Linked DNA regions of Homo sapiens: region 1 is linked to region 2. A link is a loop called in an ENCODE intact Hi-C map of the cell type or tissue named here. Cell type or tissue: Caco-2. All regions are shown on one strand. Links, peaks and the distances in the headings refer to the core of each region. The heading gives the core; the rest is flanking DNA. Region 1 overlaps GPATCH1 (G-patch domain containing 1). Region 2 has its middle 11 kb from the start of SLC7A10.

The links. Peaks named below come from ENCODE experiments on the same cell type or tissue, not always from the same donor. Only the 100,000 strongest peaks of a DNase experiment are listed, where the experiment ranks them.
Region 1: a loop joins it to region 2, with 11 times the contacts of the local background. A loop is called at or near these places in 2 of 110 quality-filtered maps.

Annotation. Positions count from the first base shown.
Region 1 is chr19:33,119,581-33,134,678 of GRCh38, reverse strand. It overlaps GPATCH1 (G-patch domain containing 1), which reads right to left. Exons shown (of 20, transcript NM_018025.3): 18 at 9,477-9,574; 19 at 7,946-8,091; 20 at 4,137-4,549. The coding sequence ends at 4,519. It overlaps WDR88 (WD repeat domain 88), which reads right to left and starts at 2,565. Exons shown (of 11, transcript NM_173479.4): 1 at 2,234-2,565. The coding sequence starts at 2,509. RefSeq lists enhancers at 2,559-2,728, 7,197-7,366 and a silencer at 5,486-5,630. In Caco-2, for the core only: a CTCF peak has its summit at 8,605 (motif pointing left); a DNase peak (open chromatin) is centred at 8,594.
Region 2 is chr19:33,228,835-33,243,932 of GRCh38, reverse strand. No RefSeq gene overlaps it. Among named protein-coding and RNA genes, the nearest start is that of SLC7A10, 11 kb to the right of the region's middle. RefSeq lists silencers at 2,217-2,316, 10,983-11,150, enhancers at 8,590-8,739, 9,677-9,846 and a cis regulatory region at 9,761. In Caco-2, for the core only: CTCF peaks have their summits at 8,312 and 8,511 (motif pointing left); a DNase peak (open chromatin) is centred at 8,472.

The DNA.
Region 1 (15,098 bases), core at 6,620-11,619, 110 kb after region 2:
GCCGGGGCCGCGCGTGCAGGGTTGGCTCCCTACCCCAGGAGCGGCCCCAGTCCCCGGGACATGACCTGCGCGGCCCTCCCGCACCGCCCCCGCCTCTGGCGACCCCAGCCCCTGCCGCCCCTGCAGGGTTTGGGTTATCTCTCTCATTAGGAAAACCCAACTATCATTAAAAATTGAAATTAAATTGGCTGGGTGCAGTGGCTCACGCATGCAATTCCAGTGCTTTGGGAGGCCCAGGAGTGAGGATTGCTTGAGGCCAGGAGTTTAAGACCAGCCTGGGCAACATGGCGAGACTCCCCCTCTCTACAAAAAAAATCAAAATTAAAATTAATAATTTAAAAAATATATAATTTAATTTAAAAAATAGGAAAACAAAAAACCTAGAACTCCATCATGGAAAAACATTAGCAAGAGGGGGGAACCATTCCGCTACCCCCACCACAGGCTTTTCTGGGGCTCTCGTTTCAGGTTTTTTTCTGCACACAGTCCCTTGGGATCCACTAGGTAAAGGGGTCCCAGGGGCTGCAGAGAGAAGTCCCCAACACATGAGTACATTTCAGAGGTGCTGACAAAGCTCATGCAGAGGACAGAGCAAAAACAAAACGGTTCTTCTATGCGTAGCGTTCATTCACATATTCCACAAATAAACCTCAAGAGCCTCCTCCCCCATGGGGCCTGGACCTGATGCTGCAGCTCAGCAGCCACCTAGGAGCAAAGTCCCTAACCTCGAGGGGCCAGTTGCTGGCAGCCAGAGGACACCTTGAGGACGGAACGGGGATGTCAGACCATGGCATGAGGCACGGAGGAGACAGTGGCCCTGGCTACTTTAGACGGGCGGTCAGGGAGGGCCTCCCCAAGAGCGCAATACCGTGGGGGCAGGGAACCGCCAAGATCCCTGAGGCCAGACCTGCTTGTAGGTCAGCAAGACAGGGGGATGGGGGAGGAGAACATGGAGAGGTGCCAGATTTGAAATGGCCTGGAAGGCCACAGGCAGATCGCCAGACTTCATCTTAAACATGCTGGGAAGCCAGGCAGAGGTTTCGAGGAAATTATTAAAAACACACTCTGACATCTGCATGTGAGTGCAATAAATCAAGGCCAAGCATGAAACGCTACTTATTGAGAATGTTCTTTATTGGGTTTTTGTTTTGTTTTGTTTTTGAGATGGAGTGAGATGATCTCAGCTCACTGCAACCTCTGCCTCCCGGGTTCAAATGATCTTGCTGCCTCAGCCTCCTGAGTAGCTGGGATTACAGGCACGCACCACCATGCCTGGCTAATTTTTGCATTTTTAGTAGAGAAAGGGTTTCACCATGTTAGCCAGGCTGGTCTCGAACCCTTGACCTCAAGTGATCTGCTCATCTCGGCTTCCCAAAGTGCTGGGATTACAGACATGAGCCACTGCACCCAGCCAGTTTTTCTTTCTTTCTCCTTCTTTCTTTCTTTTTCTTTTTCTTTCTTTCTTTCTCTCTCTCTCTCTATATTTATTTATTTATTTATTTATTTATTTATTTATTTATTCTGGAGACAGTCTCGCTCTGTTGCCCAGGCTGGAGTGCAGTGGCACAATCATAGCTCACTGCAGCCTTAAACTCCTGGGTTCAAGGGATCCTCTTGCCTCAGCCTTTCAAGTGGCTGGGACCACAGGTGCGCCCCATCACACTGGGCTAAGTTTATTTCTTGTAGAGACGACCTCTCACTATGTTGCCCAGGCTGGTCTCAAACTCCTGGGCTCAAGTGATCCTCCCACCTGGGCCTCCCAAAGGGCTGGGATTACAGGTGTGAGCCACCTTGCCTGGCCCAATTCATTGTTGTTATTATTATTCTGAGTTTCCCGTTTCTTCTGACGCTAACTGTATCTCCTGGACGGGGAGAGCTGAGCCACCGACCCTTGGGCTGCAATTAGGAGCATCACTGTGGGTGGGCCTACCTACGGAGACTCCAAGGTCTAGATGGGGTCACATGGTGGGGCAGAGCCTCCTCCCAGCGAAGAGTCCTGGTTCCCCAGCAGGTGGCAGTGCGGGGAGCCCCCGCCGGCATCCCCAGCACGCCCTGCTCAGGTGGGTCTGACCTTTGCCCACAGATGTACCACAGATGGGGAAATGGGCCTAGGGCCTCGCTGGGGGTCCTGGTGAAGCCAGGTGGGTTTTCCATGGGTCCCCCGACAGCTCGAGCGCCTTCCTCCCGTGTGGGGAACAGGCCAGTGCCCCCTCACCCCAGCGGCGGTTCTGACCTTGGAGAGAGGGTCCTGGTCGCCCCAGATCAATTTCTCCGGCACCTGGTGCTTCTCAGGCAACAGATGCGGTGGTGGTTCCCTGTCCAAGGCCAGGGGGTCGAGGGTGGCCAGCAGGTGCGTGTGCGGGATCGACAGCTTGAAGCGGCCTAAGGCCCTCGCCATGGTCCCCCAGGACAGCTTGCCGGGACAATACTCGCTGGCGGGGGCGGAGGGTGGCGGCAACTTGCATTCCCTGTCATGGGCTGTCGGGGAGCACCGCGGCGGGGAGGCCATCTCGAAGCCCGGTCCGCCGGTGGCCGCCGACAAGCCTGGATGGGAACGGTGGCGCCGCGCGCCCGCGCCCGCGCCCGCACCAAGCCCTTCGGAGGCGCGCGCTACGCTGGGCCCGCGACTTCGCTGCCTCCTCGCCCGCTGGGTGAAAACTAGTGCCACCCCGCGCAGCACAGGTTACCTATAGAAAAATGGGCTTTGCAGCCGGGCGCGGTGGCTCACGCCTGTAATCCCGGCACTTTGGGAGGCCGAGGCGGGCGGATTACCTGAGGTCAGGAGTTGGAGACCAGCCTGGCCAACAGGTTTAGTGAAACCCCATCTTTACTTAAAAAAAATAATAACAAAAATTAGCCAGGCATGGGGGCGTGCGCCTGTAGTTCCAGCTACATGGGAGGCTGAGGCAGGGGAATGGCTTGAACCCAGGAGGTGGAGGTTGCAAAAAAAAGAAAAATGGGCTTTGCATTCTGGGAACCAGGCCGAGCCAGCAAAACCAGCACCCCAGCCTCCAGCCCTCCGCTGTGGTTTCCCTGGCTCCTGTCACAGGGCAATTTCTTCATGTCCTCTGCCTGGGTACAGCTCCTGGCCAACCCACTTCATGACAAAACAGAAAAGGTCAGTAAGTTATGGGGTAGCCCCTGCATGAAATAAGATGCAGTTATTAGGGGTGGGTTTACAACATTTATAATAGATGAGGGAAATATCTGTCACAACCCCAACAACAGTGACAGGGAATAAAATGCTACCACCAGTCAGATAACAGCCCCATAGCTAGAAAAGGACAGGGTGGAATTATTCAAAATATTGAAGAAGGGTGTCATCTTTGGATGATAAAACTAAAAGTGATTTTCTTCCTTCTTTTTTTTTTTTTTTTTTTTTGGTGGAGACAAGAGTCTGTCACCCAGGCTGGATTGCAGTAGCGCAATTTCGGCTCACTGCAACCTCCACCTCCAGGGTTCAAAGGATTCTCGTGCCTCAGCCTCCCACACAGCTGGGATTACAGGTGTATGCTCACCAGACCTGGCTAATTTTTTTGTATTTTTAGTAGAGACAAGGTTTCGCCATGTTGGCCAGGCTGTTTTTGAACTCCTGGCCTCAAGTGATCCGCTGGCCTCGGCCTCCCAAAGTGCTGGGATTACAAGCATGGGCCACCGCACCCGGCCTCTTCCTTCTTTCTGCTTTTAAAATTGTTGTGATCTATGATGCTACTTTCATAATGTAAAATACAAATGCTCAATACTTTATTTTTTGTGGAGACAGGGGTCTCTATGTGGCCCAGGCTGGTCTGGAATTCCTGGGCTCAAGCAATCCTCCCGCCTCGGCCTCCCAAAGCTCTGGGATTACAGGCATTAGCCATCACACCTGGTCTGCACTTTATTTTTCAAAAAGGTCTCCTTGGTACACATGAGGTGGCCTCAGAGCAGGGAGCTGCAGCCGTGTAACCCAGGCTGTGGGTGCACATTCTCCTGCCTGGTTTCCCTGCCTGTCTCAGACACTTTAGTGACATCTACCCTGAGAGGCTGAGGCCCCCTGCCAGGCCCTGGCTCTGCCCTCCCATGGGGCTTCCTGGGCACCAACAGTAACCCAGCCACCCAGAGAGGGAAGAGCTTCACTCCCAAAAAACGGCAGGAGGGGCCGCAACCGCCCCTTCTCACACGCTTGTCCTTCAGTGAGTCCAGGCTGTCTTCATCACAAAACCAGAGAGAAGCCTTCACTTTTAACTTCTTTTTTAACGTCCCAGGAAATTTTTTAAAAATCAAGAAGAAAATAGAAAAATTCCACTTTAATTAAACTGTTCAGTCTGGATTTTTTTCCCCCGATACTAACTGAAATTAAAAATAGAAATCAATTTCTGCGACCTTTCAAGGCAGTCTTTGAAATGTCAAGGTTTTAAAAATTATTTTACAGCAGGAATTTACATATAAATACACTCTGTACAATGCGTTAACTGAACAATCACTGGGCTTCCATCATGGAGGAGAAATGATTCTAGGACGAGCCAGGGCAGCATTCAATTACTGCCTTCTTAGTGGAAGACTTTTCAGCCTGGAAAAGAAAACAGAAAAGAGAGAAATGGAAAGTTAGCTAAAGTGAAAAACCAAACAGCTCCGTGGAGGCTGAGAATGCCAGGCCTCCCCATATCACAGCAGCATGTCTGCACCTACAAAATGCACTCACAATAACCCACAATGAAGTACTGCCTAATCTGTGCTTTTTTTTTTTTTTCCCCCGAGATGGAGTCTCACTTTTGTCGCCCAGGCTGGAGCGCAGTGGTGCGATCTCAGCTCACTGCAACCTCCGCCTCCCAGGTTTAAGCAAGTCTCCTGCCTCAGCCTCCAGAGTAGCTGGGATTACAGGCACATGCCACCATACCCAGCTAATTTTTGTATTTTTAGTACAGATGGGGTTTCACCATGTTGGCCAGGCTTGTTTCGAACTCCTGACTGTGATCTGCCCGCCTCGGCCTCCCAAAGTGCTGGGATTACAGGCATGAGCCACCGTACCCGGCCAATCTGTGTTCTTAAAATGCTTCTTCTATTACCCTGAAAACACACAGAGACTCACTCACCCACACCTCGTATTAAGACCACTTATAAAAGCAACTTTTTTCCCTAGTCTTATTTAGCCTTGAGAATACAAGCAATTTTTAATCTCAGTTTCACTCACCTACCGCATCCGTTGCATGACCCTTGGGAAGGAACTAAAATACATTCACTCCAGGGCCCAAAGCATCCAAGTTGTCTTTTTTTTTTTTTTAATTTTTTTATAGAGACAGGGTCTCCCTATATTACCCGAGCTGGTCTTGAACTCCTGGGCTCAAGCGATCCTCCCATCTTGACCTCCCAAGGTATTGGGATTACAGGCATGAGCCACCATGCCCAGCCCCCAAGTTGTCAGTCTTAAATCTGAATTTCTTTTCTTTTTTTTTTTTTGAGACAGAGTCTCTGTCACCCAGGCTGGAGTACAGTGGCGCGATCTCGGTTCACTGCAACCTCCACCTCCCAGGTTCAAGCGATTCTCCTGCCTCCACCTCCTGAGTAGCTGGGACTACAGGCACGTGCCACCACGCCTGGCTAGTTTTTTTAGTAGAGATGGGGTTTGGGGTTTCATTGTGTTAACCAGGATAGTCTCGATTTCCTGACCTCATGATCCGCCTGCCTCGGCCTCCCAGAGTGCTGGGATTACAGACGTGAGATACCGCACCTGGCCTAAATCTGAATTTCATACATATAGGAATGTTCGTGGCAGTTCTATTTGAAACAGAGCTGGGTCACACTGGCTGAAAATCCCTGCTCCACAGACTCAAAGTAAAAAACCCAGTATCCACACAACAGAAGAGATAAACATACCGTGGTGTGCTCACAAGAAGGAATCTTCCACAGCAATGACTACAAGCCCCTCACTGCTGCCTACCATCATCTGAAGGAATCTCAGAAGCCAGACACTCAAAGAATTCACACAACACCCTTCTTCCCAATAAAGATAAAACTGGCAAGAGCAGGCCTGCGCAGCGGCTCACGCCTGAGGCTGAGGCAGGAGGATCACTTGAGGCCAGGAGTTCGAGACCAGTTTGGGCAACATAGGAGATCCCATCTCTACAAAAAAGATTTTTTTAGGCCGGGTGTGGTGGCTCACGCCTGTAATCCCGGCACTTTGGGAGGCCAAGGCAGGCGGATCACCAGGTCAGGAGATTGAGACCATCCTGGCTAACACGGTGAAACCCCGTCTCTACTAAATATACAAAAAATTAGCTGGACGTGGTGGCGGGTACCTGTAGTCCCAGCTACTCAGGAGGCTGAGGCAGGAGAATGGCGTGAACCCAGGAGGTGGAGCTTGCAGTGAGCCAAGATCGCGCCACTGCACTCCAGCTTGGGTGACAGAGCAAGACTCTGTCTCAAAAAAAATGATTTTTTAAAAAAATTAGCTGGGTGTGGTGGTGCACACTTACAGTCCCAGCTACTCTGAAGGCTGAGGTGGGAGGATCCCTTGAGCCGGAGAGGCAGAGTTTACAGTGAGCTGTGATCAGGCCACTGCACTCCAGCCTGGGTCACAGAGCGAGACTCTGTCTCAAAAAATAAAATAAAATTCATACCCTATAAATATATGCTATATAAAATTATATTACTTATATTTAAAATGTGCACAAAAATCTGTATATAGGCCAGGCATGGTGGTTCACACCTGTAATCCTGGCACTCAGAGGCCAAGGTGGGTGTATCACCTGAGGTCAGGAGTTTGAGACCAGCCTGGCCAACATGACGAAACACTGTCTCTACTAAAAAAATACAAAATACAAAAATTAGCTGGGTGTGGGGGCGGGTGCCTGTAATCCCAGTTGCTTGGGAGGCTGAGGTAGGAGAACTGCTTGAACCCGGGAGGCAGAGGTTGCACTGAGCCAAGATCGCACCACTGCACTCCAGCCTGGGTGACAGAACGAGACTCGTCTAAAAAAGAAACAAACAATGTGTATGTGCATCCATGTACGTGAGTGTGTATGTGTGTGTGTGTGGTTGCACAAAAAAGGTCTTAAAGGTTACATATGAAACTGATGGCAGAAGTTACTGTGGAGAAAGTAGAGGTTTGGAGAACTAGTCAGGGCTCCTTTAAGCATTGGCTGTAAGGTCTGAATTTTCTTTTCTTTTTTTTTTTTTTTTTATTGAGACAAGAGTCTCGCTCTGTCGCCCAGGCTGGAGGGCAGTGGCACAATCTCGGCTCACTGCAAGCTCCGCCTCCCAGGTTGACGCCATTCTCCTGCCTCAGCCTCCCCAGCAGCTGGAACTACAGGCACACGCTCCACGCCCAGCTAATTTTTGTATTTTTAGTAGAGACGGGGTTTCTCTGTGTTAGCCAGGATGGTCTCGAGCTCCTGACCTTGTGATCCACCCGCCTCGGCCTCCCAAAGTGCTGGGATTACAGGCATGAGCCACCGCGCCTGGCCTGAATTTTCATAATGATAATATATTCACATATCACTTACATAATTAGATATTCAAACTTTTTAAAAAGCCTAGTTAATACACACATTTTTTTTTTTCTTTTAGGGAGAGGGTCTTGCTCTATCACCCAGGCTGGAGTGTAGTGGTACGATAGTGGCTCACTGCAACCTCCAACTCCCGGGCTCAACAGATCCTCCCACCTCAGCTTCCCAAATAGCTGGAGGCACAGGTGTGCACCACCACGCCCAGCTAATTTGTTTTTTGTTTGTTTGTTTGTTTGTTTTTGTAGAGCTGGGGTCTCACTATGTTGCCCAGGCTGGTCTCAAACTCCTGGGCTCAAGCGATCCTCCTGCCTCAGCCTCCCAAAGTGCTGGGATTATAGGCGTGAGCCACTGCACCCGGCCTACCAGTTTTTCATTTCTGATATTTGCCTCTAAGCAAACACATCAAGCACTCAATAAGCCTCTAAAGGTTTCTGAAAAACCCTCCATCTCCCACTACCCACCGTCTCAGCAGCTCCTGGGGCGACACGTCTGCGGTTTCCTCGTCACTCTGGCTGTCGCTGCTGTCGGAACTCTCGGAGCTACTACTTTTCTCTGGTTTTTTATTCTTTTGCTTGCCTTTGTGTTTGTGCTTCCTGTGTTTCTTTTTCTGTAAAAAACAAATAGTGGTGGGGGAAAACAAATGTATTTTTTCCTCCTTAATTCAATACAATGAAAGGTTAACAAGGCTGCAGTGATGGAGTCATTCAAAAAAATGTTTAAACCTCATTTAGAGTGAGTGAGAGTGAGAGCCTAACAAGACAGCACAGGGCAGACGGCTGTGCCACTCTCAACTGCGCACCCTGACCCAGCTGCGCCTCCAGCAACAGACACAGCAGAACCAAGAAGGCGCAGACAGGACCTATCGTAACACTTGGTGTCATAAGACGTGACACCACACATCTTATGCATGGTGACCTGTGCCACCTCCGGTGAACCTGACTTGTTTATTTTGTCAGACCCCTGGGAAACTTCATGTCAGGATGACGGGCACCCAGGAAAACCACAAGGAAGAAACTGGCAGAAGGTTACCGAACAGCAGATACACTGGTAAGGACACACAGATTTGGTCGGCACACATTTTCTTCCTTTCACTAGGAGGGAACGCCCGTCATCCGCCATACGTGGGAGTGCTTCCCTCTGGTGGCCAGTAAGGAAACTGTTTCTAATTTCTTCAGCACCTAGCCCAGACTACTTTGGGTACCCAACAAGAACATTAACCTAATTAAAAGCCTGTGCTGAAACCCAAAAGAAGACATGGTTGATGAAATAAGAGACGTCAACAGTGGGAGCACATGCCTGCCTTCCATTCGAATTCTTTTACTTCAAACGGCAAGTGACGGACTAAAATCTCAAACTAATAAAGACAAAGTAGCTGAGAAATGCTGAAAATAATACCTTCACTTAACATTGAATAAATAAGAAATAAATTGTTTTATTATTTAATATTCACCCATTGCTCTAAGATCCCTAAATGCCCTTTTTTCTGCTTTTTAATGTTCACAAAAAAAGTTTTTTTAAGGGCTGGGCATGGTGCCTCATGCCTGTAATCGCGGCACTTTGGGAGGTAGATCACCGGAGGTCAGGAGGTCAAAACCAGCTTGGCCAACATGGTGAAACCCCATCTCTACTAAAAATACAAAAAATTAGCCGGGTGTGGTGGTGCACACCTGTGGTCCCAGCTACTCAAGAGGCTGAAGCAGGAGAATTGCTTGAACCCAGGAGGTAGAGGTTGCAGCTGAACTCCATCCACCCTAGGCAACAGAGTGAGACTCCATCTCAAAAAAAAAAAAAGCGGGGGGGCGTTTAAGTGCAAAAGAAAATGTTTCTGAAAAATCAAGCATTTGAATTGAATGTCAACATTTCTGTTAAGTCTCAGAGAGAACTGTGACTTGGCCACCAGATCCGCTCTTCAGCTGCAGTATATGACACTCCTGGGGGCTGACCAGCGGGTCCCACCCCACACTGATCCTGGGGTACACACAAGTCTCTCACCTTCTCTTTCTTCCGCCTGTGCTCTTTCTTGGCCTTGTGCTTGTCTTTGTTCTTTTTATGTTTCTCTTTTTGAGGAACCTCAAGTGTCTGACGAGCATCTGAAACACAAAGGTAATAAACACAGGACCTATATAGCACGAAAACAAAGACTATCCAAAACTAAGCTCCTAAACTGCTGAATCAGGCATCTAGTGTAGATGGAATGTTTAACACTGAGGAAGAACTCCTGCCCTTGGATTAGCTTCTGCCTCACTGAGAAACAGATTAGCACACCACCTTGCAGAGTTGTACTTAGAAAGCTGTCAGAGACCTCAACAAAGACCTGTGTGATCCAATCAGTATCCTGCCGTGACCCCAGCTGCCAGATGCAGATAAAGTCGGACCAGAAAGCCCACAAAGCCTTTTGTAATCCAACATCATCAGATAAGCTCAGAAACAGACCAAAATTGGAACTCAGCTCTGCTGCCAGCACTGTGATCTTCGACACGTCGCCTAACCTCTCCCACGCCCAGTTTCCCCAACTATAAAATGGGGACAATAAGAATCCCAATCCTTTTAGGGACACAGACTAGACTAGACAGGGCCATGTCCATGATTCTCGAAGCTCAGAATCTGGCACCTAAATGTTAGCTCTTCTTATATCCTCCTCTCTCTACAAAAACGTATTTTATAAGAATTTGTCTTACAAGTGGAAACACTGAAAAAACTACCATCAAAACAACATAATGGGCTGGGAGCGGTGGCTCATGCCTGTAATCCCAACACTTTGGGAGGCCCAGGCAGGAGGATCCTTGACCTCAGGAGTTCAAGGCCAGCCTGGGCAACATAGTGAGACCCTATCTCTACCTAACTTTAAAAAATAATAATAATGTATATAATCATTAAAAATCATTAAAGAATTTGCATGTGCCTCAATTCTCCATCTCCAAATTCAGACCAAAATGTTTTCATAGGTCATTAATTTCTGGGTAACTAAATCAACAAAATTTCACAATAGTAGAAGCAGTGAAAGGCATTAAATCAATTTTTTTCACCTAAAGAAAAGTTTCGGCCAGGAACGGTGGCTCATGCCTGTAATCCCAGCACTTTGGGAGGCTGAGGTGGGCGGATCACTTGAGGTCAGGAGTTCAAAATCAGCTTGGCCAACACGGTGAAACCCTGTCTCTATTAAAAATGCAAAAATTAGATGGGCGTGGTGGCATGCATCTGTAATCCCCACTACTCAGGAGGCTGAGGCAGGAGAATCACTTGAACCCAGGAGGCAGAGGCTGCAGTGAGCCGAGATCGTGCTACACTCCAGCCTGGGTGACAGAGCAAGAATCCTTCTCAAAAGAAAAAAAAGAAAAAAAGAAAAAAAAAAGGAAAGTTTCAAGATGTTTTGTAAGGGTGAATATTTTCTCAACTCAGTTAACAGATGCCTGCAATTTTGTAGTCCTATTTCTTTATTTATTTTTTTTTTTAGGTTCTCGCTCTGTCTCCCAGACTGGTGGGCAATGGTGCAATCACAGCTCATTACAGCCTTGACCTCGGTTCACATATCCTCCTACCTCGGCTTCCCGAGTAGCTGGGACTACAGGCATGTACCACCATACCCGGCTAATTTTTTAATTTTTTTGTGGAAGTGAGAGTCTCCCTATGTTGCCAAGGCTGTTATCGAACTTTTGGACTCAAGGGATCCTCTGACCTTAGCCTCCCAAAGTGCTGGGATTACATGTGTGAGCTACCATGCCCAACCAGATTTTTCAAAATTCAACCTCCCAAAACTTTTTTTTTTTCCAAAATTCTTTTAATTTTTTTTTTTTGAGACAGAGTTTCACTCTTGTTGCCCAGGCTGGAGTGCAATGGTGCGATCTCAGCTCACCCCAACCTCTGCCTCTCAGGTTCAAGCGATTCTCCTGCCTCAGCCTCCCAAGTAGCTGGGATTACAGCCATGTGCCACCATGCCTGGCTAATTTTGTATTTTTAGTAGAGATAGGGTTTTTCCATGTTGGTCAGGCTGGTCCCAAACTCCCAACCTCAGGTGATCCGCCCACCTTGGCCCCCACAAAGTGCTGGGATTACAGGCGTGAGCCACCGTGCCCAGCTATTTATTTATTTATTTATTTATTTATTTATTTATTTATTTATTTTTGAGACAGCATCTCGCTTTGTCACCCAGGCTGGAGTGCAGCAGTGGGATCATAGCTCACTGTAGCCTCCACCTCCTGAGCTCAAGCAATCCTCCCACTTCAGCCTCCTGAGTAGCTGGGACCACAGGCATGTACCACCACACCAGGCTAATTTTTTTCTTTTTTATTTTTTTAAGAGATACAATCTCTCTATGTTGCCCAGGCTGGCCTCAAACTCCTAGACTCAAGTAATTTTCCCACCTCAGCTTTCCAAAGTGCTAAGATTATAGGCGTGAGCCACCGCACTCAGCCCAAAACTTTTTTTTAACACTAGTTTTTTTCAAAAATCATTTCCCTAAATAACCCATAGACCAAATTAAGTCACTATTACGAGGGTATCAAAGACATTATGGTAAAGGGACATAAAAGACTTGGCTTTCAAGTGCTGATACCAGTTTGAAACTAAAGAGCCGGCCGGGCGTGGTGGCTCACGCCTGTAATCCCAGCACTTTGGGAGGTTGAGGCGGGCAGATCACAAGTTCAGGAGATCGAGACCATCCTGGCTAACATGGTGAAACCCCATCTCTACTAAAAATAAAAAAATTAGGCAGGCGTGGTGGCAGGCACCTGTAGTCCCAGCTAGTTGGGAGGCTGAGGCAGGAGAACGGCGTGAACCTGGGAGGCGCAGCTTGCAGTGAGCCAAGATTGCGCCACTGCACTCCAGCCTGGGTGACAGAGCGAGACTCCGTCTCAAAAAAAAAAAAAAAAGAAACTAAAGGGCCGAACAACCAGGCCACAGTGGCTCACGACCGTAATCCCAACACTTTGGGAGGCTGAGGCAGGTGGATCACTTGAGGTTAGAAGTTCAAGACCAGCCTGACCAACATGGTAAAACCCCGTCTCTACTAAAAATACAAAAAATTAGCCAGGCACCTGTAATCCCAGTTACTCCAGAGGCTGAGGAAGGAGAATCACCTGAACTTGGGAGGTGGAGGATGCAGTGAGCCGAGATCGCGCCACTGCACTCCAGACTGGGTGACAGAGTGAGACTCTGTCTCAAAACAAAACAAAATAAAACAAAAGTGCTGAACAACTATAGCAAATAAGAAATACATTCACTGCAATTTGTCAAAACTTCATACTTTTTTTCTCTGCTTTTTAATCCTGTCTTTGAAAGCAGTTAGCTAATCAAACCAGTATTCACATATGGGCACCATGAGAAACTATAAAGTGAATAATGATATTTTTATGTTAGTTATATATCTGGGCCATGTTATAGATGTTTGTAAACCCAGCCCTCAAAGAGATGATAAACCAGTGTAAATGTTTTAACTTGAAATGCCAATTTAAGATGCAACTAAATGGAAGTTGTTGACAGATATTTGGGGAACAGAATGGGGGATAGATTGTATTTACTTCTGAGAGGACCATTTTATTGTATTTGCTACATTAGCTAAAGTAAAAAGGAGACTTGGCGGCCGGGTGCGGTGGCTCACGCCTAAAATCCCAGCACATTGGGAGGCTGAGGCGGGCAGATCACCTCAGGTCAGGAGTTCGAGACCAGCCTGACCAATATGGAGAAACCCCATCTCTACTAAAAATACAAAATTAGCCAGCCATGGTGGCACATGCCTGTAATCCCAGCTACTTGGGAGGGTGAGGTAGGAGAATCGCTTGAACCCAGGAGGTGGAGGTTGCGGTGAGCCGAGATTGCGCCATTGCACTCCAGCCTAGGCAACAAGAGCAAAACTCCATCTCAAAAAAAAAAAAAAAAGAAAAGAAAAGAAAAAGAAAAAGACAAAAAAAGGAGGCTTGGCTGCGTGCAGTGGTTCACGCTTGTAATTCCAGCACTGTGGGAGGTTGAAGTGGGTGGATCACTTCAGCCCAGAAGTCATGCAGTGAGCTATGACAGCACCACTACACTCCAGCCTAGGTGACAGAGTGAGACCCTGTCTGAAAAATAAATAAATAAATAAATAAAATTTTAAAAATATATTAGTCTTAAATACTCTTCTTGCAATTCCCCTCCAATTTTGTATACTATTTTTTTAATTTCTCTTTTTCTTTTTTAATTTTTTTTAAATTAATTAATTTATTTATTTTTTGAGACGGAGTCTTGCTCTGTCGCCCAGGCTGGAGTGCAGTGGTGCGATCTTGGCTCACTGCAAGCTCCGCCTCCCAGGTTCACGCCCTTCTTCTGCCTCAGCCTCCCCAGCAGCTGGGACTACAGGCACATGCCACCACGTCCGGCTAATTTTTTTGTATTTTTAGTACAGATGGGGTTTCACCGTGTTAGCCAGGATGGTCTCGATCTCCTGATCTCGTGATCTGCCCACCTCGACCTCCCAAAGCGCTGGGATGACAGGCGTGAGCCACCGTGCCCACCCTTTTTTTTTAAATAGAGATGGGTCTCCCTGTGTCACCCAGGCTGGGCTTGTCTCGGACTACTGGGCTCAAGCGATCTGTCTGCCTTGGCCTCCCAAACTGCTATTACAAGTATGAGCCACCGCACCCAGCCTCTTTTACCTTTTTTTTTTTTTTTTTTTGAGACAGAGTCTTGCTCTGTCACCCAGACTGGAGTGCAGTGGCGCGATCTCGATCTCGGCTCACTGCAACCTTTGCCTCTCAGGTTCAAATGATTCTGGTGCCTCAGCCTCCTTACTAGCTGGGATTACAGGCACACACCACCATGCCTGGCTAATTTTTATATTTTATATTTTTATAAAATTTTAATGTATAAAAATATATAATTTTATATATAATTTTATATATCATTTTTATGTATAAAATATATAATTTTATATATAATTTTTATATATAATTGTTATATATAAAAAATTATAAAAATATATTAAAATTTATAAAATATCTAAATATATATATTTATATGAATATATTTTAATATGTATTTATATATGAATATATATTTATTTTAAATATTTACATATTTTATTTAAATATATTTAGAAATATATTTAAATTAAGTTAAAATATATTTATTTTAAATATTTAAATTTATATTTTATATATATATAAGTATAAATATATAAAATATAAATATATAAATATATAAATATATAAAATATATAAAATATAATATATAAATATATAAAATATATAAATTTGTAAAATATATAAAATTTATAAAATATAAAAATATATATAATTTTTATATATAAAATATATAATTTTGTATTTTATATTTTTATAAAATTTTATAATTTTTATAAAAATTATAGTAGAGATGGGCTTTCACCAAATTCACCAGGGTGGTCTCAAACTCCTGACCTCAAGCAATCCTCCCACCTCGCCCTCCCAAAGTGCTGGGATAACAGGTGTGAGCCACCAGCCCAGCTAGAGCCATTGTGCCTGGCTGCAGCCCCTTTTTTTTTTTTTTGAGGCAGAGTCTCACTCAGTCACCTGGGCTGGAGTGCAATGGTGCAATATCGGCTCACTGCAACCTCCACCTCCCGGGTTCAAGCGATTCTTCTGCCTCAGCCTCCAGAGTAGCTGG
Region 2 (15,098 bases), core at 6,449-11,448:
TGGGGCTGCGTGTAGGGTCACTGCTGTGGCAAGGTCTTTGGTTTTACTCTGGGGTGTGCAGATACTGCAAAGAGCTGAGCAGCAGAGGGGTGCTGGGACAGGACCTCTGCCGCCCTTCCCTCTGCCCTACCTCAGCCAACCTTGCCCCCCAGCCAAGAAGACCCTGTCTAGGAGCCTGGCAGCTGGGACAGACCAGCCATGCCCTGCCTTGGGGACCGCTCAGCCAGTGAGGAAAGGGCCCCTCCATGATTTTTTTTTTTAAGCAGGGTCTCACTCTGTCACTAGCGTGCAGTGGTATGATCACAGCTCACTGCAGCCTCAAACTCCTGGGCTCAAGCGATCCTCCCACCTCAGCCTCCTGAGTAACTGGGACTACAGGCACACACCACCATGCCTGGCTAAGTATTTGGGGGGGTTTTCTTGTTTTTCTTTCCACCTGTTGAGACAGGGTCGTGCTACGTTGCCCAGGCTGGACTCAAGAAATCCTCCCACACTGGCTTCCCCAGGTGCTGGGATTACAGGCGAGAGCTACCTTACCCAGCCTCTCTTGGGATTGTATCTGCTCCTCAGCCTACAGGGATGTGAGGGTTGGATCCCGTTTGACCCCCTGAGCCATGGCATCTTCTCCTCACCAGCCAGGACCAGCCTCGGCTAGGACAGCCTCATGTGCCAGCCAAAAGGCTCCACTGTGGCAGGGATGGTCCCTGAGGGCCTGGGGAGAAGGCAACACGGTCCAAGACCCTCTGTTTCCTCCCACCTCCCACCTGCATCACCGCCCCAGTCCACACAGGTCCTGGTGTTTCACTGACAGGTTTGGCTCGTTCCTGCCTTGGGGCCTTAGCACGGACTGTTCCAGCTGCCCTAATGCCTTTCCCTGGGGTGCTCACCTCACTGATGCTCTTCCTCACTTTCTCACAAGTCCCTCCCTGGGGGTGCTCCCCTCCCCCAAGCCCCACCAAAGCTGCCACCTCACCCACGGCCCTTCCAGTTCCTCCATGATGTTTTCCTGTGTGTCACTGTCTCCATTACAAATTCTCTGGTTTAGGCCAGGCACAGTGGCTCACACCTGTAATCCCAGCACTTTGGGAGGCCAAGGCGGGCGATCACCTGAGGTCTGGAGTTCGAGACCATCCTGGCCAGTATGGTGAAACCCTGTACAAAAAATATAAGTGTTAGCCGGGCACGGTGGCTCATGCCTGTATTGGGAGGCTGAGGCAGATGGATCACTTGAGGTCAGAGTTTGAGACCAGCCTGACCAACATGGTGAAACCCTGTCTCTACTAAAACTACAAAAATTAGCAGGTCATGGTGGCACATGCCTGTAGTCCCAGCTACTCAAGAGGCTGAGGCAGGAGAATCACTTGAACCCAGGAGGCGGAGGTTGCAGTGAGCCCAGATAGTGCCACCGCACTCCAGCCTGGGCAACAGAGCAAGACTCTGTCTCATAAATAAATGAATAAAAACAAATTTTCTGGTTTCTATATTTGGCGGCTGACATCCCATCACACGTGAGCTCCGCCGGGCAGGGCCCTCCCAGCACACAGTAGGTCCTTGCTGTGCTTTGGATGAGTGGATGCACAGCAGGAGGGTGGGGACCAGCTCTGAAAGGCTGCAAAAGGCCCCCAGTGGTCTGGGCAGGGCTTTGGGACCCTAATTTGCTGAGCTGGACCTAAGGGGGATGGGGGGTGGTTGTGAACGAGGACCCTTCCCTCCTCCATCCTGAGGCCGGCAAGCACGGCAGGCATAGGTCCAAGCTGCTCCCTTGGAGGGGCTGGCACGAGGGGGCCCCTGCCGCAGGCACCCGGGCATCAGAGGGGCTGGGTGGGCTGGGAGGGATGCTGCATCCCCACCTGTCACTGGCTCCGTCCTCAGTCTGGGTCTGTATGGGCAGGAGGTGGGGACGGGGTGCTTCCATAGAGCATATGGCCTCCTGCACAGGGCAACGCCGTGCCACCAGCTCCCCACTGCGAGTGGACCCTCAGACACCGTGACAGACCAGGGATTCCCCCCAGCTGCGGGAGTGGGCATACCTGGGAGGTAAGGGGCTCCGACCCCTCCCCGGGGGCGGTGGGGGGGACCTGCTTCTGTCCCATGGGCTCCGGGTGACACCTAGTGGCCAGGATTTCCTCTTGCACTGTGGGCCCCCAAGCCCCCAAACTCCTTGGCCTGGGACATCCCAGAAAGGAAGGGCACCCCTGCCCTAGGTCTCCACCCACAGACTGGTTCTCACGGTCCCCCGCCCCCGTGCCGGCTCTCCGGGCCTCACCCACAGGCGCACTCACACCCGCTGTGACACTCATCCCTCCCTCCCTCCCACGCACACGGCCACAGAGCCGTGTGGGCCTATGGGAAGGGGTGTCCTGGGGCCCTCTGGGCAGAGGGTCTTCTCCAGTGCCCTACCGGACCACATGCACCCCCCAACCACCCCTCACCCCCAGGAGTGCCTGCCCAGGAGCACCCCCCGTGATCAGCTAGTCCCCCCGGGGAGGGAGGCCTAGAGGAGGAGCCTTGGACTTTCCACCCACCTCCTCCCAGCCAGGCCTCACGGTTGCTGCTGTGAAAGCCAACCTGGGACAGAGCCAGGAGCCCCAGGTGAACACCCAGCCAGAACCCAGTGGGGAAGGAGGTCACCAACCCAGCCAGAAGCCCAGGAGGGACCAGCCCCAAGGCGACGTCTGCCCCAACCAGGGCCCGTCTCCTGGTGGCCCTCGAGGACATGGGCATGGGAGAGGGCCCAGGAGCCAGGCCAGGCCCAGGAGTGGGCATGTGAGCATCAGCCAAGAGCGGCCTCCCTTCCGGGCCAGGGCCAGGCCGCCTGCATCACACAGGGGAGCCCGAAGAACGGGGGGAAAGGCCTGTAGGCGGGGCTGCCCAGAACCCTGCCAACCAAGGCACGGGGGCACACGTGGCCAGCAGCACCGGGCAGCACCAGGCATCTGAGACCCCAGACCCAGCCTGCCTAAAGGGGCTGCCTTCAGGTGACACCACTGGCTTTTTCCTTCCAGAGCCACCAAGAGAGGAAGGAGAAGGTGACTTGCCCCATTTCCCAGTTGTAGGCACTGGGACTTGGCAGGAACTGACAGAAACAGAAGATGTGGGCACTTTGCTTCCCAGGCTTGCGCGGGGAAGCTGGCAGGGCCTCGGGGTCTCTACCTCCTGTGCCTTCCCAGGACCCAGGCGTCCCTCACTGCCATGCACTCAGCCCTGCCAGCTGGGAGGTGGCCTCATCCACTAGAGAGCCCCCTCCCCTGCAGCCTTCACCTGACCTCTAGTCCCCGCTTATGCAACGGAGGTGTCACAGAAGCCGGGCACCCACAGGGCAGGCTGGGGTCTCAGCCAGGGTTGGGCTAGGGGCCTAGTGGGCTGAGGACCTGCCCGGGGGGCCAGCTGCAGCCTCTGTGTGCTCTTCCCCACAGCACTCACCTGTGTGCATGGTATGGACCTTGGCTAGAGATGGGCAGGCATGGGCAGGATGAAGAGTGAGTGGGCACCCCAGTGTGCCTGCAGCTGCTGCCCAGGCTGTGCTCAAAGCCCGGAGGCTTAGGGGCTGGAAGTTCATACTCCACAAGTGGTGTGTGCCAGGGAGCTGGCCTGGAGGCCTGGGCCCCTAAAAGGGTTCTATGGGTGGAGTTAGAGGGTCCTTGCATCCCCAGTGCCCTCCCTCAGCCCCAGTGCCCATCGGGATTGGCGCAGTTCTTCCCTGGTGGGCACTTTCAGATGGAGAAACTCCTATGTCCACCTGAAGGGACTCCCATTCCTGTAGAAGGGGCAGAAGCCTTGGGCAGGCAGATGAGATTCCAGGTGGCTCACAGATGGGTCTCCTCCAGCGCTGGGACCCTGTCCACCCCGCCTCCACTGCTCCTCCCTCTGGTCTGCCCCACTTTAGATGGGGGAGGGGCATTGGAATCTTCAGTGAATGAACACAGAATTGAAGGGCCAATTGAATTGAATTGAAGTTCACACTCGTAATCCCAACACTTTGGGAGGCTGAGGCGGGACAGTTGCTTGAGGCCAGAAGTTCAAGACCAGCCTGGGCAACATGGTGAGACCCTGTCTCTACAAAAAAACTTTTTTTCTTTTTAATTAGCTAGGCACGGTGGTTCACACCTGTAACCCCAGCTACTCAGGATGCTGAGCCGGAAGATTGCTAGAGCCCAGAGGTTTGAGGCTGCAGTGAGCTATGACTGCACCACTGCACTCCAGCCTGGGTGACAGAGTAAGTAAGACCTTGTCTCTTTAAAAAAAAAAAAAAAAAATTGAACTGAGTGTCACAGCCTCAACTTTGCCACCAATATTTATAGTGCCTTTTAGGAGCCAGACTCTGGGCCAGGACTGGGATGCTACAAAGAGGAATGACTCTGGCTGGGTTAAGGGATGGTATGGGGGAGCAGGAGGCAGGGAAGGAGGAACACAATGAGTGGATGCTGCCTCCCATGGGCTAAAGAAGCCGGGGAGGGAGTGCTGGCCCCAGCCTATCAAGGGAGGGACATTTCCGGAGGGCTCCCTGGAGGAGGAGGATACCTGGGCTAAGAAGGTTCCACCAACCCAAGCACTCCCCTGGAATTCCAGGGTAACTGCAGAGGAAAAGCACTGAGGACATTCCAAGCAGCTGGAACAGGGAAGGTGGAATTAAGGGAGGCAGAAAGGCCCAGCACACCGGGGCCGCTGGGAGCCACGGCAGGGACACGTCCCATGTCCCCACAGGGCCAGTAAGGATGCAGCTGTTACAGAGTAGCCAGGCCTGGGAGAAATGAGGACCGCAGATCTTGCAGTGTGTGCTGGGAAGGGAAGGAGCTTCTTGGCATCACTGCCCCCACACCCACCCAGATTAGAGAATCAGGGAGGTCAGAGGCCCACAACAGTGGTTTTGCTTCTCCCCTGGGGTAGTTTAGAAGTGTGAGGGGGTTCACTGGCTGCAGTAATGGGGTGCTGTAGTCATGGGGTGGCAGGGACCTGCTGTGTGAGGGGCATCCCGCCTGGTGGCAAGTTGCCCCGCACCCCACACAAGAGAGGAGGGAGTTCTGTGTGGGCAGGAGGTGGGGATGGGGCGCCAACTGGGAACAATTTTGCCCCTCAGGGGACATTTCTCAGTGTCTGGAGCCACTTCTGATTGTCATGACCTAGGGGTACTGCTGGCATTTAGAGGGTAGAGGCCAGGGCTGCTGCCGAGCATACCCCACTGCACAGCAGTTATTCTGCTCAACATATCCACAGCGCGGGGCATGAGGAACTCTGATGTAGGATTGCTAATAAACCCTATCGGTAATGACCCTATCGGGAATGACTACTTCTGTTCGGCGTCTTTTCCAGATGCACAATTTCTAGGGATGCAATGAGCATGAAAGCTGAGGGGAGATGGAGCTTTGTTTTGTTTGGAAATTTACCAAGAAGCATTTGCCATTTTGGAGAAACACATCCCCAAGATCACAGGGTGGCCCCAGCAGGCACCTGAGCCCTGAGGGTAACCCTGCTCCCGTCTGTGTCTGCAGCAGTGACAGCCTCTGCCATTCTGTGCAACCCACATCTGAGTCCACTGTAGGTCACACCCAGGCCTCTTTCCAGTTGAATATACATAATGAAATTATAAATTACTTTCCTTTTATTTCTTCCTTATTTTATTTATTTATTGTTTTTAGAGACAGGGTCTTGCTCTGTCACCCCAGCTGGAGTGCAGTGGCGCAGTCGTGGCTCACCGCAGCCTTGAACTCCTGGCCTCGTGTGATCCTCCTCAGCCTCCCAAAGTGCTGGGACTACAGCATGAGCCACTGTGCCTGGCCTATTTCTTCCTTATTTTAAAGCTACGACATTAGATGGATTTTGAAAGTCTGGCTGGGATTCTATGATCTATGAATTTTACTTTGGGGTGGTAAGGAGATACAATAAGATTCTTTACAGCAGGAGAAGGAGTCTGGTTAGATGAACCAGGTTTAGATGCTCACGGGGGGCAGGGGATAGGGAGGACCACCCCAGGGTTCTTGTCTGCAGAAGGAGGATGTCCCATGGCTAAGGGAAGGGAGGTGAGACCTGGGAGTGAAGGAAGATCAATGTCTGGACCCTCAGCTTGAGCGAGGCCGGGTGCAAAGGTCTGAGGCCAGGAGGAACATCTGGGTGTGGGCAGCAAGGAGTGAAGATGGCAGGCCCATAAAGTGTCAAGAGTGAGGGAGGCCAGGCACAGTGGCTCATGCCTATAATCCCAGCACTTTGGGAGGCCGAGGCGGGGAGGATCATTTGAGGTCAGTAGTTCGAGACCAGCCTGGCCAACATGGTGAAACCCCATCTGTACTAAAAATACAAAAATTAGCCAGGCGTGGTTCTGCATGCCTGTAATCCCAGCTACTCAGGAGGCTGAGGCAGGAGAATCGCTTGAACCCGGGAGGCGGAGGTTGCAGTGAGCCAAAATCCCACCACTGCACTCCCGCCTGGGCAAGACAGTGAGACTCTATCTCAAAAAAAAAAACCAAAAAGTGAGGAGATGGGAGCGCTGGAGGGAGCCCCAGGGCACTGCAGGGGCAGGTGGAGGACGAGGGGCTGTGGAAGGGACTGAGAGCAACCAGGTAGTTTGGTCCAGGGAGGCTCAAGAGAGGTTTCAGTGGTCCTGGGGCATGGGGTTAGCACAGCAGCGCCCACATCGGGTCTCACCTATGGGGGTAGCCTACTTTTGAGATCAAAGGCAGCTCTGGGCAGAAGCCACCGGGCCCCGCTCAGTTCACGAGGCTGGCCACACCCAGCCATTGGCAGGTCTGGGTCTCTGCCCATCAAATCAACGGGGCTGGGATGAGTGCCTCAGGCCAGGAGGGGGCCAGGAAGCCCCAGGACCACGTGGCCAAGCCTCCCAGGATCACGGTTACCAGACCCCCAGGATTCAGGGTCTGGTTACTCCAGCTCCCCGCTTACCAGATGTGAGGCCTTGGGCCGATGATTCCCTCTCTCTGTGCCGGGTTTTTCCTTCTTTGAAAAGGGGAGATAACATAGGGCTGGCCCCACTCCCCTCTCCCCCAGACAATGTCCCATTTCCATCCCATGGTCAGGCCAGGCTAGTGCGCCCCTTCTGGCAGGGCCCAGCCCCAGCTAGGTTGATTGGGGTCCCAACCCATGGTCAGGGCAGAGCCGGCTGGTCAGCCTGGAGAGTCCTCATCCACAGTTCTCCATCCCTGTGACATGTCGCTGTGAAAGTGCTTCCACAGACATCCGTCTGCAGGGCCTGAGTGGTGGCGCTGGGTAGCCCACTGGTGACTCACATAAGCACAGGACTGGGGGCCAGTTTTGAACCCTCCTCCAGCAGATAGCTCAGTCCCCTGCAAGTGGCTGGTACCCTGCTCTCAGAGAGGCACTCTGCAGGGAGGGTCACCCAGGCCCGAGCTGGGGTGGAGGTCTTCTGACCCTGAGACTGCTTTGCCTTAGACCAAGGGGGCCTAATCTTCTGGCTTCCCTGGACCACATTGGAAGAAGAATTGTCTTGGGCCACACATAAAATACACTAACACTAACGATAGCTAATGAGCAAAAAAAAAAACAAAACCAAAAATGTTGTTTTTCTTTTGAGATGGAGTCTCCCTCTGTCGTCAGGGCTACAGTGCAGTGGTACAATCTCAGCTCACTGCAACCTCCGCCTTTGGCTGTTAGACTTTTTTCTGGGGTCCCTCACCGACCTTCCACGCACAGTCCCCCAGCCACCGGCAGAGCTGAGGATGCCGCCACCCAGGGGCCACATCCAGCTGGGCCTCCACCCACAGGGTCCCGTGAACCCATGCGTTCTCGGATCCGAACAGCCCCGGTGGTGTGCAAAGTCTTGTTTTTACGTTACAAGCATTCATTTGTTAGAAGTAAACACGTAGATTGCCCCAATTTTTTGTACCCGGTTTTGACGTGTCTTGGAGCCTGTGGGGGGAGCCCGCCGCAGCGCGCAGCCCCACGGTGCCCGCTCCCCTCCAGCAGTGGCCGCCCGCGCCTTTCCCAGGCTCAAGGCCTCCCTGCCCACCAGGCAGGTGGGGAGGCTGAGCCCACGGGGCCTGCGGAGCCCCGACCCACCGGCCAAGATGGGCCTGGCAGGGCGGCTCCACCGAGCTGTGAGAAAGGCCAGGCCCATCAGATAAGCGCCGGTCCCTCCCGCAGCCACCGCCACCACATGGGCTCTATCGCCTCCCCGTGCCTCCCAGCCCTGCCCCGAGGCAGGTGCGCTGCACGAAATGAATCTCACTGCAAGATCTCTCTGGTTTCACTATGAATGTCCTGACCCAGGCCAGCACCCACAGTCCCTGGGGCCTCCCCTGCATCTCTTCTCTCGGGCTACAGCAGAAAAGAGCCTGAGCCGCTCTCAGGAAGGACTTCCCTGGCTCCCAGCTGACTCTAGTGGTCCCCGGAGAAGCCCAGGAATCCTAGCCTGTTCTCCCCAGCCCTCTAATACAAGATCCAGCAGAGGCCCGGACTCTGACATCGGGAGAGTCAGGCCACTAGGTCCAGCTCAGGCACCTGGTCTCAAGGACCAACGCGGAGGCTGCCCTCTGGTGGCACGTTTTGGAATGGCGGGTGTCCTTAAATGGAAGGATATGGGTAAAGGTCCCACGGAGAGGGTACCCTGGTCCCGGAGGCTGGCCCCACAGGATGCAGGGCTGGGAACCCCTGGAAGGAGAGGAGATCCCGGTTCCAGATCAGAAGTCCAAGCCCTACCTTCTCGTGTTCCCTACTGGGCTGCACAGGGCCGTGAATGCAGTGGCTTCAGGGGAGGACATGGGATAATAGGAAGATACAAGAAACCTGGCCTCCCTGACAGGTCACCCCCTCCTCCATGCCCCTTTTAGGACCCCAGGACCTGGGGAGCAAGAAAGGCGAGTTCAGGCAAACTGCCCGTCCAACAGCTGTGGGCAGCGAGGGATCACATGCTGCCCTTTTCCTCTCCACCTCACAGGGAAAAACTGAGACGCTCCATGTCCAGTCTGTAAGTCAATGGCAGAGCCGGGACCAGAACCTGCATCTCGCAGCTCGTGAGGCAGACACTTGGAACCTCCATGGAGAACCTGTGATGTGCTGGGGGCAAGGCCAGGTCTCTGCCTTTGAGCCTGGGGAGGTGGCAATGTGGACACAGAATGGGCACGTCTTCCATTCTGGGGACCAGGAGGCTTCCTGGCCAAGGTGATGCCTGGCCTGACTCATGAGGGACAAGCATGAAGGTGTGACAAGGTACGGCCAAGGAGGCAGCAGGAGCAGGCAAGGTGTGACAAGTTACGGCCAAGGAGGCAGCAGGAGCAGGCAAGGTGTGACCAATGCCTGCTGTATTTGGGCACACAGAGTCGGAGTTATTGGCTTGAAAGAGAGTGACCATCCATCCAGTTTGCTGGGACGTCCTGGTTTATATCTGTCAGTTGTACTCTGCTGTGATTATAAATAGTGCCTCCTTTCACTTGCAAACCTGTCTCAGTTTGGACCATGAATTAAATGATCTCCCTCCTGACACCTGCCTGTGGGGTCATTCACAGCCTGTGGCTGCGCTGAAAGAAGAGGATCCGAGACAGGGAGGGTTCCATTTGTACCTCGGAGCAGCAGCCCTGGGTTGGGGAGGAGCTGTTTCAGCCCCCAGGACAGGGTGGGGGTGCAGTGCACGGGGGAGTGGGGAGGTGGTGAAAGGCCCAGGTGGGGTGGTCGGAGCTCTGGGCGTGGCAACTGGGATCCCGACCCCACTCACAGGAGGGATGGGTTGGGGCTGGGTGGGATGTCACAGCCTGAAAATTACAGGGAACAACACCCTGTGGTCATTCTAGAAGCCCCACCAGCTATGCAGGCCAGGCCAACCTTAGACCTGGGCAAGGGGGTCTCTGCTGTGGACCCCGTGCCCTGGAGAGCCAGGACGTCACCAGCAGCAAATGCAAAGAATTTTTTTTTTAATTTCAGTCTCGTAAGAGTGTTTTAAAGGTTGATAACTGAACAACAGTGAGTTGTCGGAGAGGACAGATGCGAAAAAAAGACCCCACAGGCCCAAAGATGTGGGGCTGAGTGTTGAGTGCGTGTGTGGATGAGTGTGTGAGTGGTTGTGTGTGATTGCAAATGTGTGGTGGTGTGAGAGGTTCTGTATGGTTGTGTGTAGTTGTGAATGTGCGGTTGTGTGTGTGGTTGTGTGTATGAGTGTGTGAGAGTGTGTGAGTATGCAGTTGTGTGTGTGGTTGTGAGTGTGTAGTTGTGTGTGGTTGTGTGTATGTCACTGTGTGAGAGTGAATATGAGTGGCCGTGTAGGTGGTTCTGTGTGGTTGAGTGCATATGGTTGTGTGTGTGGTTGAGTGTGTGGTTGTGAGCATGAGTGTTTAGGAGTGTGTGGGGTTGTATGTGGTTGTATGTAGTGTGTGGTTGTGTGCATGTGTGTGACAGTGAGTGTATATGTGGTCATGCATCTGGGTATGTGAGTGAATGTGGTTGTGCAGGTGTGTGAGTGTGTGGTTGTGTGTGTGGTTGTATGTAATTGTGTGCATGTGAGTGTGTGAGACTGTGTCTGTGATTATGTATGTGTGGTTGTGCATGTCAGCGTGTGAGAGTGTGTGAGGTATGAGTGTGTGGGTGTGTGCATGTCAGTGAGAATGTGTGGTTGTGCATGTGTGTGTGGTTGTGTACGTGTGAGTGTGTGAGAGTATGCGGTTGCACGTGTGTGTGATAGTGTGTGGTTGTGTGCATGTGAGAGCGAGTGTGTGGTTGTTCGTGTAAGACAGTGTGTGAGATATGAGTGTGTGGTTGGGTGCATGTGAGTGTGTGAGAGTGTGTATGTGGTCATGCATGTGGGTGTGTAAGTGTATGGCTGTGCATGTGTGTGAGTGTGTGGTTGTGTGTGGTTGTACGTAGTTGTGTGTGGTTGTGTGTGTGTGTGTCTGGGCAGCCTGGTGTCCTGGTACCTGTCTGCGCTCCTTCCCTGTCCTGCTCCTTGGTGAGATTTTGGGGAGGAGATTAGAATGCCCTGGAAATGCCAGGTTGGAAAAGCGAGGTGGCGAAAGGGTGCCCAGGCCAGCCCCCAGTCAGGAGCGTGCTCACACCCAGGGTTCTCGGGCACTGTCTTAGCTCCCACCCCAGTGGATGACGGCCATGAGAACCAGGGGAGACCACGCCCCAGGGGCGGGCTGCAGGGCCGGGTGTGAATGAGGGCTGCATCGTGGGTGCAGTTTCATCTCTAACTTGGAAATATGTAGGCCTCCCGGGTGAGGGGCTTGCATGTGTGTTTGCGCCCTTGGCCCACCAGTGCAAGGGTTGAACATGGTTGTTGTTGGGGAGGTCCAGGGAGGGTGCAGAGAGGAGGCAGGAAATGCAGGGCAAGGCCAGAGAAGGTGGGGAGAGAGAAGGAGGCAAGCACGACAGAAACAATGTCCAGGGCTGAGAATCCATGAGACAGAAGCAGAAAGGAGGCCATAAACTAGCAGGTGCTTGCAGCTTGGAGAGGGAGTGGTTTGGGGTCAGGATGGTAGAAACCAAGGAAAGACTGGGGCTGCCTGAGGAGATACCTGGGCTGGACGTGGGAGTGTCAAAGAGAATGGAAGTGGCGTAGGAGTGCTGAGTGAGTTTAACACCCACGAGGGAGTCAGAGCAGGCCGCAGACCCCCTCCCAGCATGCAGATCCTGACCCTCCCAGGACCCTGCCCAGGCCATGTGTAATGTCCCATGTTTGTCAGAGTGTAACCTACACACACAAACATGCACCAATCATCTAGTGTTCCCCTTAATGAATTTTCATAAACTGAACATACTCGTGAAACCAGCACCCCGATCAATAAGTCAGACATGATCTGCACTCCAGGGCCCCTCCTCAGTTCCTATCCCCAAATTGCTGCCCAGTTCCTACCCCCAAGAAGGTAAGGATAAACCTCTATCTTGACTTCTAACATCAGCATTCATTTTGCCTATTCTAGAACTATAAATGCAATCATCCCAGAACTGGATCTCTTGAGCCCAAGAATTCAAGACCAGCCTGGGCAACAGAGCCAGACCCTGTCTCTACAAAAAAATTTTAAAAATTAGTCAGGCGTGGGGGTGCATGCCTGTAGCTGTAGCTGCTCAGGAGGCTGAGATGGGAGGATCACTTGAGCCCAGATGTTGGAGGCTGCAGTGAACTACGATGGTGCCATTGCACTCCAGCCTGGGCGACAGAGTCTCCGTCTCTTAAAAAAAATTAATGGAATCATCCCAAAATGTAATCTTGTGTCCAGCTTCTGTTGCTCAACATTGTTTATGAGATTCACCATGTTGCAACATAGTAGTAATTTGTTCATTTCCTTTGTAGCACAGAACTCCGGAATTTACATGTACTCTAAACATGTTCATCCATTCTACTGTTAATGGCTATCTGGGTTGTTTCCAGTTTGGGGCTACTAGGAAGACTGCTATGAATGATATCGTAAATGCCTTTTAGTACATTTATATATTTATTTCTGTTGGAGACATACCTAGGGGTGTATCTTAGTTCGTCCTCTCCAGAAAGCAGTGCCTGGGGCAAAAGCTTAGAAGGTACTTCTGTTTCGTTTTGTGTTTTTAGAGATAGGATCTGGCTCTGTCATCCAGGCTGGACTACAGTGGTACCATCATAGCTCATCACTGCAGCCTCAAACTTCTGGGCTCAAAGGATCCTCCTACCTCAGCCTCCTGAGCAGCTGGGACTACAAGCATGCACTACCACGCCCAGCTAATTTTTAAATTCTTTGCAGAGATGGGGTCTCACTATGTTCCCCAGGCTGGTCTCAAACTCCTGGCCTCAAACGATTCTCCCCCATCAACCTCCCAAGGTACTGGGATTACAGGCATGAGCCAGGGTGCCTGGCCTTAGGTAGAACTTAACTGGGGGATGCAATTGCAGGGAAGCAAGAGTAAGGGGGAAAGGAAGTGAACAGGGATGGCATGAGAGCCAATATGAGGGTGAGTTTCAGAGTTGGCCACCACTTGGTGCCAAAGGCAGCTGATGCTGAATCTTGTAGTAACATCTTCCAAGAGGTTTTTATAAGGAATATGATTCATAAGGGTCCATCTGGGATGAGGTAGAGGGAAGAATTTATCCACTGACTCCCATCTGCCATTTATCCATCTGCCATTGTCCAAGTGAGATAGGAGAACAGGGAAAATGAGGCAGGAAAGTAGCAAAGGGAATTGAAAGTTGGATAAAGGGCAGAATAAGTAAAAGCAGAGAGCAGAAGAAGCAAGGTGAAGGGGCAGGTGAGCAAGAAGCCAGACAAAAAGCAGAGGTTCAGCAGCCAAAACAAAAGTAAGATAAAAAAGTGAGCAGGGCCGGGTGCCGTGGCTCATGCCTGTAATCCCAGCACTTTGGGAGGCTGAAGCGGGAGGATTACCTGAGGTCAGGGGTTCAAGACCAGCCTGGCCAACATGGTGAAACCCACTGTCTACTAAAAATACAAAAATTAGCCGGGCGTGGTGGTGGGCGCCTCTAATTACCAGCTACTCAGGAGGCTGAGGCAGGAAAATTGCTTGAACCGGGAGGCAGAGGTTGCAGTGAGCCACCGAGATTGCGCTACCGCACTCCAGCCTGGATGACAAGAGTGAGACTCCGTCTCAAAAAAAAAAAAAAAAGCGAGCAGTATCCCATGGCCGGCAGGATCCTGACCAAACCAGTAAGGGGCTGCGCTTCAGAGATGGGCATGTGCATTGGAGAGAAAAGGTATCCTTAACATAACCCCGTTATGATAATCAGCTACTTAAGGTTCATGCATATGAGCTGCATATCATGTATGTACTTAGGATTATGGGATGGAGGCAAGGTGCAAGCGCACGGGGGCCAAAGTAACTAAGCAACACACCTGTCAATCAAAAAGATAGACACTGGCTAGAGATTAGGCAGCCTTGGGAAGAGGGGGAAAAAAACAACATATAGAAAGACCCAAAGTACACCAAACTAATGCCGATCTCATCTCACAAAGATCAGTCCACTCTTCCTCTCCAAGAGTGGAATACTGCACTTAATACACTTTTTGCTATCTGTATATGTCTCTTCCAATTCTTTGTTCAAGTCGCCCAGATCCTGGAACTGTGTGGCACCATTCAGTAACACAAGGATAGGCCCGAGTGTGCTAACTCTCCTGCATTTCTGATTGCAAGTTTGTGGGTGCCAGATTGGTCCCTTATTATCTCATTCCTCAGGGGCATCAGAGAATCCCTGAGGGTGATGGGGGGTGCTGGCAGGTTGTACCTGCACCTGAAGTGGGAGGAAAGGTGGCAAAGCCTTGACACCAAGGTGAGGCTAGGGGCTGGGGAGGTGGCGTGATATCCAAGAGGCATCTAATACAGAGTGGAGATGCTGGATTTGGAGGTACTGCCAAATGGTTTTCCAAACTGGTGGTACCAACTCCACATCCTTGCCAACATTGGGTGTGTAATTTTCACCATTTTGGTGGCTACTCAGTGGTATCTTATTCTCGTTTTAATTTGCATTTCCCTGATGGCCCATGAGGTTTGAGTGCCTGTTCAGGAGTTTAACAGTCATTGGACATCCTCTTTTGGGAAGCACCTATTTAAAGTCCTTTGTTTTTTTTTTTTTTTTTTTTTTTTTTGAGATGGAGTCTCGCTCTGTTGCCCAGGCTAGAGTGCAGTGGCATGATCTCAGCTCACTTCAACCTCCGCCTCGCAGGTTCAAGCGATTCTCCTGCCTCGGCCTCCTGACTAGCTGGGACCACAGGCACTCACCACCACCCCCGGCCAATCTCTGCATTTTTAGTAGAGACAGGGTTTCACCATGTTGGCCAGGCTGGTCTCGAACTCCTGACCTCAAGTGATTCACCTGCCTTGCCCTTCCCAAGTGCTGGGGTTACAGGCATGAACCACCATGCCCGGCCTATTTTAAAACTTTTTCCTATTGATTTGATACATATTTTTCAATACAACTCATATGCTTATATTTTTAGATAGAAGTCCTTTATCGGCCATATGTATGGAAATAACTTCTCTCATATGTGGCTTACTCTTTCCTCTTTAATCATGTCTTTTGACTGACAGAAGTTTCTAATCTTAATGTAGTCCAATCTGTCACTTTCTTACTGTGTTTCTTATGTCTGTTTAAGAAAATGTATCTATTCTCTCCCCTGAGTTTTCTTCTAGCAGCTTTGATGTTTCACCTTTCACACGTACATTTC